Regions from separate parts of the Homo sapiens genome. Here all the other regions are linked to region 2. Evidence: chromatin contacts called from ENCODE Hi-C or POLR2A ChIA-PET data. All regions are on one chromosome and are shown on one strand. Each heading gives the region's core, a stretch centred on a gene start or an enhancer-like site at or near the end of the contact. The rest is flanking DNA. Distances are from core to core; before and after follow the strand shown. Region 1 has its middle 19 kb from the start of CHST5. Region 2 overlaps CFDP1 (craniofacial development protein 1). Region 3 overlaps ZNRF1 (zinc and ring finger 1).

Evidence for each region. Hi-C counts contacts between places; a loop is a spot of excess contacts on that map. ChIA-PET counts read pairs that join two places held with the same protein, here RNA polymerase II (POLR2A). Pooled maps may share reads with other maps.
Region 1: a pooled map shows a loop between it and region 2 (2.7-fold over the local background). The contact joins two enhancer-like sites. A Hi-C loop is called at or near these places in 2 of 50 pooled maps. POLR2A ChIA-PET finds 5 or more read pairs at or near these places in 4 of 52 experiments (A673, HCT116 and WTC11).
Region 3: a pooled map shows a loop between it and region 2 (7-fold over the local background). The contact joins two enhancer-like sites. A Hi-C loop is called at or near these places in 3 of 37 single-sample maps with no recorded cell type and 4 of 50 pooled maps.

Annotation. Positions count from the first base shown.
Region 1 is chr16:75,514,890-75,518,922 of GRCh38, reverse strand. No RefSeq gene overlaps it. Among named protein-coding and RNA genes, the nearest start is that of CHST5, 19 kb to the left of the region's middle. RefSeq lists a silencer at 1,700-2,139. Within about 2 kb of position 1,507, at least 33 of the 41 ENCODE cell types and tissues checked have a DNase peak (open chromatin) inside an H3K27ac peak, as active enhancers do.
Region 2 is chr16:75,317,419-75,321,538 of GRCh38, reverse strand. The region is part of intron 5 of CFDP1 (craniofacial development protein 1); the gene reads left to right. Among named protein-coding and RNA genes, the nearest start is that of BCAR1, 68 kb to the right of the region's middle. RefSeq lists an enhancer at 1,737-1,906. Within about 2 kb of position 1,263, at least 6 of the 41 ENCODE cell types and tissues checked have a DNase peak (open chromatin) inside an H3K27ac peak, as active enhancers do.
Region 3 is chr16:75,072,553-75,077,037 of GRCh38, reverse strand. The region is part of intron 1 of ZNRF1 (zinc and ring finger 1); the gene reads right to left. Among named protein-coding and RNA genes, the nearest start is that of LDHD, 42 kb to the left of the region's middle. RefSeq lists enhancers at 1,122-1,351, 1,201-1,701, 1,702-2,202. Within about 2 kb of position 1,713, at least 7 of the 41 ENCODE cell types and tissues checked have a DNase peak (open chromatin) inside an H3K27ac peak, as active enhancers do.

The DNA of each region.
Region 1 (4,033 bases), core at 258-2,757, 200 kb before region 2:
CCTCCTGAGTAGCTGGGACTACAGGCGCGCACCACTACGCCCAGCTAATTTTTGTATTTTTAGTAGAGAGGAGATTTCACCACGTAGGCCAGGCTAGTCTCGAACTCCTGACCTCAAGTGATACACCAGCTTCGGCCTCCCAAAGTGCTGGGATTACAGGTATGAGCCACTGCGCCCAGCCGAGACCCCATTCTTAGACACACACACACACACACACACACACACACATGAGAGAGAGAGACAGTGAGAGAGAGAATTAGAGAATTAGCTGGTCATGGTGGTGCATGCCTGTAATCCCAGCTACTCAGGACGCTGAGGAATGAGAATTGCTTGAGGCAGAGGCTGCAGTGAGCCAAGATCGTGCCACTGCACTCCAGCCTGGGCGACAGAGCTAGACCCTGTCTCAAAACAACAACAAAAAACAACTACTTTGCACTGTACAGAGACTATATATCCACAGGCCAACCTCCCTCCCATTCCGGTCCCACACCAGCCTTTTAATAGGTTTTTTACAAGGCCGGGCGCGGTGGCTCACGCCTGTAATCCCAGCACTTTGGGAGGCCGAGGCGGGCGGATCACAAGGTCAGGAGATCGAGACCATCCTGGCTAACATGGTGAAAGCCCGTCTCTACTAAAAAAAAAAAAAAAAAAAAAAATACAAAAAATTAACCGGGCCTGGTGGCAGGCGCCAGTAGTCCCAGCTACTTGGGAGGCTGAGGCAGGAGAACGGCGTGAACCCGGGAGGCGGAGCTTACAGTGAGCCGAGATCGCACCACTGCACTCCAGCCTGGGCGACAGAGCAAGACTCCGTCTCAAAAAAAAAAATAGGCTTTTTACTATCCGGTTTAAATAGAGAATTTTTTTTTGCTTGTTTTTTGTTTTCTCTCTTTTTTTTTTTTTTTTTTTGTTTTTTGAGACAGAGTCTCACTCTGTCGCCCAGGCTGGAGTGCAGGGGCCCGATCTCGGCTCACTGCAACCTCCTCCTCCCGGATTCAAGCGATTCTCCTGCCTCAGCCTCCCGACTAGCTAGGATACAGGCGCGCACCACCACGCCCGGCTAATTTTTGTATTTTTGGAAGAGACGGGGTGTCACCATGTTGGCCAGGATGGTCTCAAACTCCTGACCTCAAGTGATCCGCCCGCCTCGGCCTCCCCCCAGAGTGCTGGGAGTACAGGCGTGAGCCACCGCACCCGGCCTGAGAATGTTCGTATTCTACTCATGAAGACTTCGTAAATATTGGGGTCCAGACCTAGATACTACAACGTTACAAATCTGTTCTGATCACTGCTTTGCCAGATCCCTGGTAAATCCACAGCTCTGGCCGGGGGCGGGGGGGCCGCATGCAATTCCCTTCTTTCCTACAGGGGGCGCTGCAGAGAAGGGCAGAGCAGAGCGCGCAGTTCGCGGGCAGGGGCCGCTTCTCCAGGATAGCGCGCGTCCGAGGGGGTGGGTCTGTGCTAGCCCTGCGCAACCTCAGGGGCGGGAACAACTCTGGCTCTGCCCCCGCCGGCTGGAGCGCCTTCTCATTGGAGGAGGGAACGGTCACTTGGCAGCGCCGTTGGGATTGGAGGAAGAGGGTCTCGGGTGGAGTGACGCTGAGGCGGCGAGGGGGCTGGTGGCTGGCCGCTGCTGCCCTTCGGTAGCTGGTCCCTTAACTCAGTGGTGAATGGCGACCGGATGGAGCTCTAGGGAAGCGACAGCAGCGGCGGGTGGGCCGGGTTATGGGCGCCCCGAGTCCGGGCGGCGTCCCCGGTGTGCCGCTGACCTGCTGGGTGGGCGCTGTCCTCCCGGAGGGGGGTCCCTTTGCTCTCCCGGACCCCTTTACCCGTCACTTCCTCGCCGGTCCCTGAGGCAGGTCCCCGGAGCCCCGCTGGGCGTGAGGTGCAGGGAGCGGCCGCAGGTGGACCCGGGGCTGGAGGGCGCTCGGCCACCACCCGAGCGGGTCTTGGCCTTGAGCTTCCGAGCGCCTCAGGTTCAGAGCTGCACCCCACGAGCCCGGGAGGCGGTGGTCCGCGCCCTGCCTGGGTTGCCCCACGGCGCCCGGCCTCCTTCGAGGGGCCTCGGAGCGGCCCGGCCCGGCCCGGCTGAGGAGTCAGAGCTCGCGCTCCCCTTGCCCGGGAGCTGCAGCCCGGCTCCTCCGTGCGGGCGCTCGTTCGCTGATCGCGGGCACCTCGGGCCAAATCCACCCCCTCCGAGACCCGCTCCGCTTTCTAGGAGTCTCTTTCCCAGACCTGGTGCCACCTGTTGCTGGGTCTCCCACTAAGCCTTCGAGATCTTTGGCATAGCTTCCTTTGAACTCTTCCTCCCCGCTGCGGCTTGAGCTGGGCCTGCTAGGAGGGTTGCTCAGAATTCCAATGCCAGAAAGAACGCTCCGTGCCCTGAAAGCTGGAGGGAGGAGAGAGGACTTCACCTGGGAAGGAGGAGAAAAGCTTTGAGGGGAGGCACAGTTATTTGTGTGGTCCTTGAAAGGCAAGAAGACTGGGGCCCGTGGCCCTGAAAGGGGAGGTGGGGCTCCCAGCAGAGGGGACTGAGGTCTTCATAAACAATGAGGGACCAGAGCAGAGGGAAGGAGGACGAGATTCCAGACTCTAGTTCCAAACAAGGCACCTGTGATTTCTCATCCCCTGGGCAGTGACTGCCAGGCGCCCTTCAGCGGACACCTGGGACTTGCAGTGTTATGTGCCCAGGGATTTTCCTGGACGGGATTGTGAAGTAGCGGGTAAGGTCATCAGGCAGGTTGGGGTCAGATGCAGATGTTCGCTTGTGGTCATTCCTGAAATGAGAATCTGGCAGCTCACGTTATTTCAGAAGGTGCTAGGATCACTTTTGACAGTGATACCAAAAAATTGATGGTATTCTGGTGACCCTGTGTGAAAAATGAAATGTTCGTGCAATCTGGAGACACTACTGGGACCAGATTAATCTGTTTTTGTTTCCTTATTTATTTATTTTTGAGACGGAGTTTAGCTCTTGTTGCCCAGGCTGGAGTACAATGGCGCGATCTCGGCTCACTGCAACCTCCCCCTCCTAGATTCAAGCGATTCTCCTGTCACAGGCTCCCGAGTACCTGGGATTACAGGCATGCACCACCACGCCTGGCTAATTTTGTATTTTTAGTAGAGACGGGGTTTCTCCATGTTGGTCACGTTGGTCGTCAACTCCCAACCTCAGGTGATCTGCCTGCCTCGGCTTCCCAAAGTGTTGGGATTACAGGTGTGAGCCTGCCCGCCCAGCCTTTTTTTTTTGAGGCGGAGTCTCGCTCTGTCTCCCAGGCTGCAGTGCAGTAGCTCGATCTCGGCTCACTGCAAGCTCCACCTCCTGGGTTCACACCATTCTCCTGCCTCAGCCTCCCGAGTAGCTGGGATTACAGGCATGCACACCATGCCCAGCTATTTTTTTTTTTTTTTTTTAGTAGAGACAGGGTTTCACCATGTTGGCTAGGCTGGTCTGGAACTCCTGATCTCAAGTGACCCAGCCACCTCGGCCTTTCAAAGTGTTGGGATTACAGGCTTGAGCCACCATGCCTGGCCTATGCCAATTGTTTCATAGAATGTTTACAATCTAGCTTCCTCTGATTTTCTTCATTATTAGATTCAGATTTTTTGTTCAGAATGCCACCTTCATAGGTGATGTACACTTGTCAGTGGATCACCTTAAGAGATGTCAGTTTATACCTTTGTTGACAAGTTTGATCCTTTCGTGAAGATGGTGTCTGTCAGCTCTCTCCATTGTAAGGGTACCTGAACCCTCTCTTAATTAACAGTCCTATATGGGGTGATACTTTGGAACTGAATATTCTGTTGACTCTTCTGGCTTTTAGTTCACTTTTATTTCATTAAGAAAAGATTGAGATAAGTGGATTTAGGATGATAGTTTTAATGTACCAAAGTAGAGGATCTGTATGCATGAGAATTGTTTTGATCTCAGAAATTGTTCTGAAAATTTTAAACTGCATTGTGTACTTAAGTTTAAGATTATTTTTATGGATATATAACTTCAAGGTGTTGGATACCACGGATCATTCATTCAATG
Region 2 (4,120 bases), core at 14-2,513:
GGCAGGTTGGACAAGCTTGGTTTAAAGTATTACCTGAGAGATAGGTAAATCTGTTGAGGCAGAAAGTAGATTAGTAGTTGCCAAGAGCTGGTGAGGGGAATGAAGAGTAACTGCTACTGGATATAAGGGGCTTTTTGGCAGGAGTGGCAATTTTCTAAAATGAGATTGTGGTAATGGATATACTAAAAACCACTGAGTTGTACCATTTTAAATAGGTGAAATCTTTAGAATGTGGATTACATCTCAGTAAAGCTATTATAAAAAGTATTAGCCAGGCTGGGCACTGTGGCTCACGCCTGTAATTCCAGCACTTTGGAATGCCGAGGTAGGAGGATCCCTTGAGCCCAGGAGTTCAGGATCAGGCTGAACAACATAGTGAGATCTTGTCTTGTAAAAATAATAATAATAATTTATTAAAATATTAAAGTATTAGCTGTTAGCTGAGCAAGGCATGATGGCGTGTGCCTGTGACTCCCAGCTACTCAGGAAGCTGAGGCAGGAGGTTCACTTGAGCCCAGGAGTTCAAAACCAGCAAGATCCCATCTCTTAAAAAAAAAATACTAGCTGAGAATAAGAAATAGTAAGTCATCAGATTTTCCAGCATTCTTCCAGAGTACAAGTACATTTAGTAGCTTATATTTGGGTTCTTGTTTCTCTTCATTCTTAGAGGGAAACTATTCCTTGGTGTGACTCAGGTCATGTTTTTGGATTTTGTTCTTTTATTTGCATGAGTCCCCCTCATTTCAGTTGTTTAATTCACATGAGACCATCAATGTCCCATATTCTGAGCCCCTTTCCTTCATCTGAACAGTGAGAACAATGAACACACTCATGCAATCCTTGCAGAGTCACCAGCTGAGCCTCACGGTGACTGGAAGGCCATAGCAAAGCCACTCGTCCCCCAGGAGAGGGTGTCAATCACACACTCTCACAGTCTGGGGTGAGGAGCCCTGGGTCAGAGGCCTTGCTCTCACAGCAGGGAGATCGTGATGCCAAGTTTCCCAAAGCAAATGGCTAATACACAGGGAAAAATCAAAGAATGGAAGGGTCTGCCCTACTTTAGTTGATTGCACTTGATTTTTTTCTTTTTTTTTTAACTAGTTTTCCTTCAAACAATCTGTTGGCAGAGCAGCCAACTTTGTTTCAGCAGACCTTCTTCGTTTGCCAGCCAGTTAACGCTAAAGCATCTTTTTCAAACTTTTTGGCCTTCAGTCATAGTTACACGTTTTACATTATGACCCAGTGTGAGTCATGGTCACATAAAAGCGCATGCTCCGAGGGGGTCTCAGAATGCAAAGAAACTGGACTTGTTTAAGGGTTCATACATCTCCTAGCAGTAGGGATGGGATGAACCTTGGAGGACAAACTACATTTCTGAATGAAAAGGCTGTTTTAGCAACCCCTGGCTAGCAGATTAAGGAAAGAAACTCTACTTACCGTTTTCTCTTGCTCTAGAGATGGAGGATGGGAATTCTTTTTGATGGTCAGTGATACCGTGGGTAAAAATCTTCCATTTGTTAAAGAGAAACAATGTTGTGGTTTACAGATGGCTCAGCTGTGGTTAGCCTCTATGAAAACCATTTCCTGCATGCAGTAAAAAGAAAGTTTTCTGCTTTCAGTATCAAACTACGTGGAAACGAATATTTCTTTGTTGAAATCCATTGTATTGCCTTAGCAAAGTGACACTTAGGGCTCATGCTTAAGTAACCCCATTCTTGTGATCACCCTTGTATAGATGATTGCTTCCTAAGGGCTCTTTAAATCCTGGGTTGTGAGGGGTGGCACCACAGGGGGAACGCTGATGATGCCATATCCCAGCTTTGTGAGGAGAAGTGGAAGCTGCCTCTGGAGGAAGAGGGGCAGGTTGGGATCTGAGCCTCATTAAGTTTTCCCATTGATATTAGTAGAATTGTGGCCTCTAGGAGGCCAGAGCTGCTACCCTGGCAACTGAGTGAGCAAACGATGTTGCGGATGCCACTGAGAAAGTAGATTTGGGAGTCAGGACCCTAGCAGGAGCGCTAAGTGCTGAAAAATGACCTTCACCACTTCAGTCTCGTGTAATGCAACGACCATAAAGCACGTTCCCCCCCAACCCCAGATGTAACTTTGAGGTGTCAAGGATCACAGCTGTGTCCAATGTCTATCTCCTCCTCATTTGGAATTTTGCATGCTTATTTAGTAGCAGTTAGAAGTTTGGGGCTGGGCGTGGTGGCTCACACCTGTAATCCCAGCACTTTGGGAGGCCGAGGTAGGTGGATTATAAGGTCAAGAGATCAAGACCATCCTGGCCAACATGGTGAAACCCCATCTCTACTAAAAATACAAAAATTAGCTGGGCATGGTGGCATGTGCCTGTAATCCCAGCTACTCAGGAGTCTGAGGCTGGAGAATCACTTGAACCCGGGAGGCAGAGGTTGCAGTGAGCCGAGATCGCTCCACTGCACTCCAGTCTGGCAACAGAAACTTCATCTCAAAAAAATAAATAAATAAAGTAAGTTTGGTATTGAGAGGGAGTAATTTTGCAAAATGTGTTCGGCTCCTATGAGTTTCATTTAAAGCTATGTGCTTAATGTGCCTTCTCATTTCTAGAAAGGGGCAGGCATGACTTGTTTTAAGAGAGGTGTCTATGATGTAAGGAATTATTTCTGATTTGACTGAGGACACCCCTGTATCCCAAAACTTTAGCCTAGTCTCAACCTGAGAGGTGCCCAAGAATTTAAAATTTATGTTAATATCCTCAGATTTTTTTATGAAGAGACAGAGACATGCATCCCTGGGAGAAAAAAGAAAGCTGAAAGTCTAAAAGCAGGATGCAGATATTTAAGAAAGCATGCCGGCCGGGCGCAGTGGCTCACGCCTGTAATCCCAGCACTTTGGGAGGCCAAGGCGGGCGGATCACAAGGTCAGGAGATCGAGACCATCCTGGCTAACACGGTGAAACCCAGTCTCTACTAAAAATACAAAAATTAGCTAGGCATGGCAGCATGCACCTGTAGTCCCAGCTGCTGGGGAGGCTGAGGCAGGAGAATGGCGTGAACCCAGGAGGCGGAGGTTGCAGTGAGCCGAGACTGTGCCACTGCACTCCAGCCTGGGCGACAGAGTGAGACTTCATCTCAAAAAAAAAAAAAAAGAAAGAAAGAAAGCATGCCAACTCCCTAATCAACAGTCAGCCAAACAACACACCACTGAGGCATATTGATCTTCTGCCCAGTGCTTTGTCCTGTTGACTTAGTTGGCGAGATGTGCTATTTGCCTGGCCATGTTGTCCCTGATGGGAACGATCAGGGGAATGTTCATGAGAGTGTGTGGCTCCAGCCGTCAGACCAGCACAGACCAGTCACAGTCACAGCAGAGCACAGTTCTCCTTGAGAAGGGTCATTGACCTTTTTCTTTTTTTTGTGATACGGAGTCTCACTCTGTCACCCAGGCTGGAGTGCAGTGGCGCGCTGGAGTGCAGTGGCGCGATCTCGGCACACTGCAACCTCTGCCTCCCAAGTTCAAGCAATTCTCCTGCCTCATCCTCCTGAGTAGCTGGGATTACAGGTATGTACCACCATGCTTGGCCAATTTTTTGTATTTTTTTAGTAGAGATGGGGGGTGGGGTCTCACCATGTTGGCCAGACTGGTCTCGAACTCCTGACGTTAGGTAATCTACCCACCTCAGCCTCCCAAAGTGCTGGGATTACAGGGGTGAGCTACCACACCTGGCCAGGTCATTGACTTTTAATGCCAGATGCTGACTCTGCCTCAGCTTTTCTTGGCCTCTGCGGCTGTGACTGGTGGGAGGCCATATGGAACCAGTATCTGGAAAATAAGCTGTGTCTTCCTCTGTTGAGCTCCCAGGGTTCTGCATAAAGTTGTCATTATGGTCTTTGTTAGAAGCTGTATTTAATAATTCCTTTAAAATTGTGTCTCAGAAATGTAAATTGTCTGTTTGTATTGGTCAATAAATTATTCTCCCCAGCTGTGTCTAATCATACAAATTAAAGCAACAGCAGTTCGCACCTCAGGGGCAAAGCATCTCCTCCCCAGGCAGAATCTAGTTTCCATTACACTCAACATTTCCTCCTTGGAGAGCCCCCTGGCCTTCTTTACTCCCACACTGCTGTGAAATGGTGGC
Region 3 (4,485 bases), core at 464-2,963, 240 kb after region 2:
CAGTTTGAGCTGCTGTAACAAAATACTGCAGACTGGACGGCTTAAACAATAAACATTTATCTCTCATGGCTCTGGAGGTTGAGAAGCCCAAGATCAAGGTGCTGCCAGGTCTGATGTGTGGTGAGGGCCTCTCCCTGATTTGCAAAGGTCCACCATCTTGCTGTGTCTCACATGCTGGAGAGAAAGCGCTGGTGTCTCTTCTTCTTCTGGGGGCACTAATAATTCCATCATAAAGGCACCACACTCACGACCTCTTCTAAACTCACTTATCTCCCAAAAGTCCTCCTTCAAATACCATCACATTAGGGATTAGGCTTCAACACATGAATTTTGGGGGAGGAGGGGGATAAAACACATTCAGTCCGTAGCACATGGCATCCTCTCTTGGGAAACCATTGAAAACTGTGCCCCAAGAGAGGATGCCATGTGCTATGGACTGAATGTGCCACACTTAAATAGGATAAGCAATCAAGTCAGTCAGTCTGTCTATCCATTCATATGTATTCTAGTTATTAAGTTGTAAGGAAAATGGCAAAACAAATATAATTTCTCCCCTCAGTGAAGGGATGACCCATTAGGGAAGAGAAGAAAAGAGGAGGCCACAGAGCTCTCATTTCTTTCACATCCCGAAGTGGCTGTCTAGCGAATGTGTCCCACACACAGGCTCTTGACCTGAAACCTATGGGGATGGACATCAGCGGATCCATCAGCCTCCTGAAATAAGATGCCACATTCTAAGGGAGATTCATAGAGTTAGATGTCAAAAGTGTTTGGGCTTAGAACCCAAAAGTTCAGAACCATTTATATAACAAGAGAAAGATTATAGATAGAAGATTAAAACATATAATAGATATGTCAATAACAATCCAAATATTTGTGATTTACTTTTAGTATGGAGAAGATGGGACTCTGAAGGAAGAAGAAAACTGAATCAGGCCCTCCAGGGCTCTATATCTCATGATCAGGGTTGTTTGATATTTGCTATGGCATACAAAAGGGCCATTCAGAACAAGTTCTGTTAAGCATATTTTTCCTCTCTCCTGAGTCCACATATGTAAGCTATTCTCTACCTCACACAACGCTCTCTCAATCCCACCTACACCTGCAGCAACTGCCCCAGTTCCAATGAAGCATCTCCAATGGCCATCTTCACTTCCTCTCCCAGTTCCTCTTGAACCTGCTCCAATCTCTAAAACCATCCTTTCCACGGTTGCCAATGATCTCCACATGACAGCATCCTAACATCGATTCCTGAGCACTCAGCAGCCATGTGAGAAAGGTGACCCTCCTCCTCCACCTTTGCTGCACCTGCTGTCTGTGGCCCCCTTACAGTATAAGCCCCTTGAAGGCAGAGTCTGTTTATTTTACTGCTGTAGCCCTAGAGCCTGGCATATGATGGGCTCTTGAAAATATCTGTTGGATGAATGAACATCACACTTCACGGAAATGTGTGAAAAAGGCCCAGCTGTACAACCGGAAAGAGATAACAAATTAAGGGCAGTCAGCCTGCTGTCTGAGTCCATTCCCAGCAGAGGCTACCTTCTACCAGTCAAGGTTCCAGTAACTGCCATACCACAGCGAGGGTTAAGTAGGACAGTGAAGCGTGTGTGAGACAGAATGTCGGTTAGGAACCCACTGCGGTCATGCTGCTTCCTGCCCAACCCGCAGTTCCGATAAGGGGTGCAGAGAACGATCATGTGTGCATGTGCACAGACTGCAGGCGCCCCTGCCACCATGCTGTGGTGTGCAGTGGGCATGAAGGGAGCTACTTCGGCTGCCACCTGGGCAGGCCTTGACAGTACTGCTGGCAGGAAAAAGGTCAGCCCTTTCCCCCTATGCTAAATCAAGTCACAGACAGCTAGGACAGCCTCCAGGTTCTCATTCCTCCCACCAACAATGAAGAGTAGGAGGAGCCTCTCCATTTACTCCCTCCCACCCACCCCCACCTGGAAGTGCCCAGAGATAGGGGGGAAAAGCAGACAGCATGGTGACCTGGGCTTATGACCCCAGGCAGGGGTTGGCAAAGTACTCAACAGCCATTTCCTGGACAGTGCGAACTTTTGGGTGCTTCTGCACTCTGATACAAACATTTCCTTAATACATTTATTCAATATTTTATTATTATTACTTTTTATAGAGACAGGGCCTTGTTATGTTGCCCAGGCTGGCCTCCAAGTCCTGGCTTCAAGTGATCCTCCTGCCCAGGCCTCCTAAAGAGCTGGGATTATAGGCATGAGCCACTGCACTGGGCCTAAAAAAACCTTTATTATGGAAATTTTCAGACAAACAAAAAAATTGAATAGAGTGAGCTCCCAGGTACTCATCACCCAGCTTCAACAATGATCAAATCAGGGTCAGTCCTATCTGATTTTCCCCTGAGGTGTCCATGTCTTGGTTTGCTGCAACAACCCCAGTTCAAGCGTGTCGTCTTGGTGTAATTAATAGCTCCCTCTTTCAGTTTCAAACTTGCCTGGGATTGAATGATAAATTATATGGTCATCTGATCTTTATCCCAACTCACTCTCCCTGCACCAGATTATTTTGAAGAAAATTCCAGACACGAAATAAATCCACCCATAAATATTCACAATGTGATAGTAAAGGCTTAAATACAACTCCACACCCTTTAGACACCAACTTATGCAGCACTGTGCCCTCTCCTCTCAAGGGGCTGTTGGAAGGGTCACCCAGTAGGCTCTGTGCTACATGCTGGCATATGGAGCCTCACCGGGTGGCATGACCCCAGCTTAGGGATGGGGCTGACACACATGCAGAGAAGCCACTTATGCCGGCCTGACTCTACTGCATCGCCTCCTTCCATGGCACCACACTGCCTCCATACAGGAGGTCTAGCAACGGTCACGGACAGCAGGAGAGCAGAACAGACTAGCAGTCTGTGGCTCGTTTTACACATGCACGCGGAAGGAGCAGCACGAGTTTCAATCATTCCAAGTGAAAAAATGCAAACCTCAAACTGACCCACAGAGAATAAAATCCCAATCTTTATCTCTGCTCTCCGGGTGGTAGCACTGCAAGATTCTAGAGCCAGGCTGAAAGTTAGGGTATTTTAAGCAACCTACCTTCCTGACATTTACGAGAAAATAGCAAGAGAAAAGGGACATAATCATGTTTTCTGAGTCCTCAGAAGTGAACCGGAAAGTTCCCTAGTCTATGATCCGGCAACCCTATTTCTGGGTATATTTCCTAGCGAAATCCTCACACAGGTCAATCAGAATACAGCACGAGGATGTTGGCCACAGAACCATGTCGGGTAGCAGATGATCCCCAGGGGAACGGGCAAGGTCCCCGCAGAGCATGTACATGATGAATACTATGCAGCAGCCACAAGCAATGGATTAAATGTGCACGTCGGACAGATCCAAAAACAGTGCTGAGAGAAAAAAAGAAACAAAAGAATCCGTAGCACCAGGCCATTTGTGCCATTTTACCTAAGTTAAAAACACATGCACACAACTAAAACCTTAGATTAACAAAACCCATGTATGCACAGAAATGAAAAATTAAACCAATACACCAAACATATTGACATGGTTGGCTACGGCGGGGTGGGGAATGGACAACAGGAATTAAAAAACAGATCAATGTATGAATGAATAAAACCAAGACAGCAGCCTGGCCAAGACCAGTGAGACCAGCAATAGTGTGTCAAACATGTAATAGCATTAACTCAACACCATGCACTGGAGGGAGGTCTAAAAAGAAAGGAAAAACAACAGCTATTAATAAAAACTAGCAAGCAATCAACAATTGTGAAAAAAAAAATCTTGCCTCAATTTTATATTTATGTATATAAATCTATGTATATAGATACGTATACATATCTATGTGTGTATATATATATACATATATATAGACAGAGAGACAGAGAGAGAGAGAGAGAGAGAGAGAGAGAGAGAGATGGGGTCTCACTATGTTACCCAGGTTGGTCTCCAACTCTTGGGCTCAAGCATTCCTCCCACCTTGGCCTCCCAAAGTATGGGATTACAGGCGTGAGCTACTGTACCTGCCTGGCCCCTCAATTTTTTAAATGCTTTCTTTCACTAACTAGATAACCGGTTGAGTGTGATGAACAGTAGCACTGGGGCCCATCACTACACCAACACAGTATCTGCATCTCAGAGGGGAAGCTGGAGGGGCTCAAATGGAGGCCTTCATTGTAATGCCTCCCTCACAGTGAGGGCCTGGGATTGCTGGTCACAGGGCCACCTGCTTCCAATTGGGTGAGCCATGTCACAGCTCTGTTTACATTTCTTACTTGCAAAAGGAGGGGTTCAATGGGACAATCTACACCTAAAATTGCTTCCTGCTCTAACACTTGACACTTGCACAAGTGTGTATGTGTTTGTGTATACTACAACATAGCTAATCCTATGTTCTAAACTGTGTTAATGCTTAATTTTGTGCATACGTTACTGTCTCTAGTGGGTGGACACTGAAGGCTGAATCCACTTTCTCCAATTAACT